Linked DNA regions of Mus musculus: region 1 is linked to region 2. A link is a contact called in ENCODE POLR2A ChIA-PET data. All regions are on one chromosome and are shown on one strand. The core of a region is the stretch at or near the end of the contact, and the rest is flanking DNA. Distances in the headings are between cores, read along the strand shown. Region 1 holds the start of Amz2 (archaelysin family metallopeptidase 2). Region 2 holds the start of Rgs9 (regulator of G-protein signaling 9).

Region 1 (2,700 bases), core at 102-2,601, 130 kb after region 2:
GAGCAGTTAAATGCAGAAGTAAATTATGAATAGTGGGAGACAGACTTTTCATTAGTATGGAAGGGAGTGCACACAGAAAAATGGAAAGCAGGAACCTTGTGGTGTTAGACTGCAATCAGAGTGATTGGTAGGAATTCCCAGTGTAGGTGTCCTGTGACTACTTAGAAAAAATTGCTTGTTTAGAAGCATGCTCTGGAGTATTTACACTAAAGGGGCATCATGTCTACAGCTGATTAAAAATGTCCCGGGAGAAAAAAATGGTCAGGTTGTTGGGGAGTGACCTCATGGGAGGAGAAAGAGGATCAGAGGGGGTCCTGGGGAAATATAACCGAAGTATGAAAATTTGAAAGAATATACATGTATGTGTCTCTCTCTGTATGTGTGTATACAGTGCTCAGAAGTCAGACACAGGAACATTCTCTGCTACATAGTGAGTTCAAGGCCAGCCTTGACAGGAGACCCTCCCCAAATAAGCCACTTTTGTCAACTTGGTAAGGGCAGTAAGGACAACATATATGAGCCTTGTTATAATAACTGGGCAAGGATAATTAGAGCAGTGTGCACAAGGCAAGAAGAGAGCAAAAAGTTTGGGGGTTGGGTAGGAAGAAGGGTACAGACATGTGGGGTATGCAGTCTTTAACTTCCAAGGATGAGAGGATGTTGATAAAATAGTGGCATCATCCCCTTGTTTGACCTTCCTGGGGCCAGAAGCGCCCAGAGATGCAAAAGGATTGAATAGGTATATGCTGGGGGCGGGGATCAGGAGATCTGGCCCTGGGGTTTCCCCTTCCAGAGTCTCCTGGGGGTCCGAGCTCTAAGCTCTTAGTTCCCCAAGTACCAAAGGCAACCCTATGCCCCACGCCCTAGGATGCAGCCCTGCTTCCTGACAGCGGTGAGGCCGCGACAGTCGGGCAAACCGACTAAGAAGGGAAAGTCCAAGCGGGTGATGTGTCAAGCCGCGGACACGGCTGACTTATTTGGACCCAGTGGTTAAATTACTCAGGCTCAGCCCACGGCAGGTGGTTCCGTGACCCTGCACCGCCCGCGAGGAGCGGGTCGCGGCGCCCCCGTGAGGGCCGACGCGAAACAGCGACGACTGGGGACTGTCCGACACTACATCGCCCCCTTACTACTTTAGTCAACCACACACAGCGTGAGTGTTGTGAAATGGACAGAGGTCACGCCTTCGGGGCGGGGTTACAGCACATGGGCGGGGCCTTTCTGGAGGAGTGGGGCGGGCTCAGTGTTTGGAGGAGGAGCCTTAGGAGGGAAGAGCGCAGATAGGAGGCGGGGCGACGATTGAGGGGCGGGAAGACGGGTCTTGCTAGTGGGCGGTGTGGGCGGGGCATGCGTGAAAGGGTGAGGTGCGTCCGCGCGAGGCGCATGCGTGCTAGGACCACCGTGGCAGCTTGAGGGCGGCCTAGAGGCCTGTCCGGGTGAGGGTGGTATGAGGAACCGTCAGGGCTGGGCAGGGGAGGAGGAGGAAGGTGTTGATCGTTGGGGAGGAGCGGATGTGGTGGGAGGGATGGCTGCGGCGGAAGCAGAGGGGACCTCGGGGGCAGGATGTCTCTTGGGAACAACGCGGGCCTTTCCGGTTGCTCCCTGGGTAGAAGACGCGAACTCTGAGTTCCGGGGAGGCCCCCCACTTTTGACTCAAGCAGAGACTGGGTGGCGTCTGCACCGGCCGTGCAAGTTGCTATGGGCAACCAGCTAGCACGTCTGGCGAGACCCACTTGGCGGGAGATGTTCCGGTTATAGAACCGAAGCATCTTAGGCCCCCGGTCCCTGCAGTGACTGTACGATGGCTCCCTGCACACTTCTTCAGCGACACCATCCACGTTGGACTAGGATGTGGAGGCCTTCTGACTTTCCACTCTGTCTCTTTTATTAGGGTGAAGGCCACACCCCTTTGCCAGACATGCATTGTCCTTAGAAAAACATAAATGGAAAAACAGCAGCTGGAGATTTCTCCTTTATAAAGGTAGGTAGACTGAATGGGGCCATGGTGATTTATTTTTTTTTTCTTTTTAAATTTCATCCTGTAAAAATAAAATCTCAGCCCAGATGTGCAGTACCGAGATGAGCTACACTCAGCGTAGTCTCTAGGATCCTTTCTAGTCAGTGTCACCCTCTTGAGCTCCAGAATTCAGAAGTTCACTGAGCACAGCAGTTAGCTTAAATTTCAAAATCAGTCGTTAATAAACTGAGAAATACAGAGAAACCCTGTCCCACCCCCCAACCCACCCCCAAAACAAAGCAGAACAAAAAACCAGCCAACCAACCAAACAAACAAAAATGGAAAAGGCCCTCAATTAGAAAACACAAACTAAATGGACAGAAACATTCATCTTTTTTTTCTTTTCTCACTCAAAAAGCGTCTGCTTGGTATGAAGGATGAACGTGCCACGTAGGGACTTGATAGGAATGGGGAAAGTCCTGTCACCATGAGTATGGCGTCTCATTGGTCATCTTAGATCTACCCCCGTGTCTTATGGCTGACAAGGTAAGCGTAAGGGGCTGAGATGGATCTTGCCAACCTGCAGTTAAATAACAGAACCATTACTCTTTTCCTTATTGAATATCTTTGAGTGACACTGGAAGGGATGCCGTTGATCCTGTGGACAAAGTGAGTCAGCTCAAAATATTATGATTGTTTTCAAATGACAGAGGACGTTGGGCATCAGTAGGATTTAAGAGTCA
Region 2 (2,700 bases), core at 192-2,691:
ATTGTGTGGAGGTACAGCATGCCGGGGGTGTGGGGGGAGGATGCTGGAGAGCAAGACACCACTCAGAAGGCCAAGGGAAAGGATGCATGGGAGTGATAAACACACGAGTGCTACAGATAGGTGCTCTAAGCTCCAAGCCAGGGCCGTCCTGCACGGCAGGAGAAGACCAGCCTAGACACGATCTGAAAATGACGTTCGACTTTGGACCACCAGACTTGGGCAGCCTCTTGTCCTTTCAGGAGCTGGGAGCTGCACTGTCTACTCTCCTGAGTGAGACAGTGTTCCCTTCTGTTTACGGCATGGCCCTTACATCTCTTCTATCTGGCTTCTCGGGGAGATGACCAGGTGTGCCGAATGTCCTGGTGTGCCCAGGTCTGTCCAGCTTTTAACATCTTGTAGATTAGGATACTTAGTCACCAACTGCACCCAGTTGCTAAGCTCCAGAGGCTCAAGGCAGGGAGGGCCCAGCTTGTCACAGAACATCCATCGGGCTAATTCCCTCAACAGGATAATCCTATGAAAAGTGGCATGAGCCAGAGGTAGGGCAGACAAGTGACCTGGGACTTAATCCTGTGAGTGTCTCTTCCCACACTGTCTAACTTAAAAGCCCAGAACTAAATGAACCACTTTGTCCCCAAACACGTCACCCCATAGGTACATTCCACCTCCCACATGTCCATCGGGAACGGACACCCTGTTCTGGCCATTAGCCATCGACAAGAAACGGTTCTAACTATACAGAAAACACACAGATTGCCATCCTGGGATCAGGGGAGGCTCTTGATCCCACAAATCACATTTTCCTGGTCTTTTTATACACACAGGCATACACACACTTAAAAATCCTGCTGTTTAGTATTGGGGGAAATGTTCATTTAATAGCCGATTCCTTGTAACAATATAGGCTGTCTCAAATCACCGCGCAGCTTCAAGCACTCTCCTGAGTAACAGGTTGTTTTTGGCCTGCAGCAGACCATCACGGCTGCCTTCGAATTCTCCACTACAGTTTACGCGAAAACCCAATCATTATGGTTTTTAAATACAACACATAGAGCCACATAGAAGTCATTTAGTAAAATTGGGCAGCGCGGATCGACCTAGATGGACGCCCTCTGCCCCTGCCCAATCTTCCCTTGGACACTCCACATACTGGGTCCCCGCCCACTTGCCAGGGTCCAGATGGGGATTCCCAGGGTACCTTTTGGAGAAATGCCATCCTCGGCCTGTACTGCTGGCCTTGGTGTCGGATCGTCATTCTGGACCCTGGATGAATTCACGACCACAACACGAATGGGAGCGAAAGGGGAAACCCCCAAGTTCACAAGCCAGCCTGGTCTGCCCCAGCCTGGGCGTAGACCGGGAGGCACAGAGAGCGGAGCGCGCAGGGCCCAGAATACCGCCCTCCACCCCTCGACTCTCCCTCGCACCCGCCGACATGCAAAGCAGCTGGAATTCGCGCCAACCAATCAGCGAGCAGCGCCGCGCGCTCATTAGCATGCACTGCGCGGGCTCCCACCTGCCACCAGGGGGCGGCGTCCGGCTCCACCTGGACCAAACCTCAGGTAGGAAGGCCAGATCAGGGATGCTGAAGCTAGAGCATCTGCCCCAAGGTGTGTGAGCCTGTTAATCTCTTTATATACAGAAGTGAGACAGAGCACAGTGGGAAAGGAGCTTTCCGACGCCAGCTTGCAGGAGAGTTGGACATCTTTGGGTAAGTCAGCGCTAAGAATTTCTTTATAAGAGAAGAGAAAATTTTAAACAGTTTCATGGTATCCAATAGAAGTGTCCATGAAGCTTCTAATAGATAAGTGAGCAACGCTGTGATTGTTCCTAGATAGATATTTAAGATAAAAAAAAATACCAGATGTAGACTTTTATTAATTGGCCTAACAAATAGACTAACTAGTAAGATGTTGGTTTCAAGAGAGGAAGAAGTGAAGAAGCCCATAGACACTCTTTAGCTAACTGTGTGCCCTTAGGCAAATTATATTTTACTTCTAATTCCCGATACTTGTATTTGTTTGTCTTTAATAGACTCTTAAAGGAACTTTTAAACTGACCTAAAAATTGGGCAGATGGGACAGAATAGATGCCTCCAGAGTGGCCACCTGCTCCACACATTCATAACCCCCCTCCAGGGTCAACCTGTCTGGGGAGATTGGTATGTGTCACCAATTGATGAGCCTATATTGGCATATATCCAGAAAAAAAAAAAAAGGATGAAGCCTCCACTTAGTCTACACAAGCAGGATAGATATACAATGTCGCATCTCGCATGTTTAAGTTGAAAAAGAACAAAGGGATTCGCCTTAGTGGTGCTCAGTCAACTGGTATACCTTTAGCATCTAAGCCCTTATCCACTATTTTTTTTTCCTTTCAGGCACATTTATTTGTAAGAATCCGTTGAACGCTGTGGACACTCTCAGAAAGCATGCTCACACACATGTTCACATAACACTGACTCCAGTTTGCAAACAATGTCAAAGTGCTCGTTTCCCCTGGGCCCCATGCAGAAGCCCCCACATCACAAACTTCAGTGAAAAGGATGTGAGCTCTCCAGGGATGGGTTGATGCAGAGGACCGGGGTTTCTGCCAATCATACCAGACCTCTGAGAAGCGTGTTCCTTATGTGAGCTGGGATCCCAGGAAAAAGCTGCAATGTCTTGACGTTTCCTCATGGAACAACTTCTGGGTTTAGTG

Evidence for each region. ChIA-PET counts read pairs that join two places held with the same protein, here RNA polymerase II (POLR2A).
Region 1: POLR2A ChIA-PET joins it to region 2 with 11 read pairs in Patski. The contact joins the promoter of Amz2 here to the promoter of Rgs9 in region 2. POLR2A ChIA-PET finds 5 or more read pairs at or near these places in 2 of 5 experiments (Patski and embryonic stem cell).

What each region holds. Positions count from the first base shown.
Region 1 is chr11:109,424,595-109,427,294 of GRCm38, forward strand. Amz2 (archaelysin family metallopeptidase 2) reads left to right here and starts at 1,352. Exons shown (of 9, transcript NM_025275.4): 1 at 1,352-1,436; 2 at 1,892-1,981; 3 at 2,376-2,503. The coding sequence starts at 2,492.
Region 2 is chr11:109,296,740-109,299,439 of GRCm38, forward strand. It overlaps Rgs9 (regulator of G-protein signaling 9), which reads right to left and starts at 1,442. Exons shown (of 19, transcript NM_011268.2): 1 at 1,199-1,442. The coding sequence starts at 1,255. It overlaps Gm39441 (a long non-coding RNA gene), which reads left to right and starts at 1,491. Exons shown (of 3, transcript XR_880277.3): 1 at 1,491-1,711.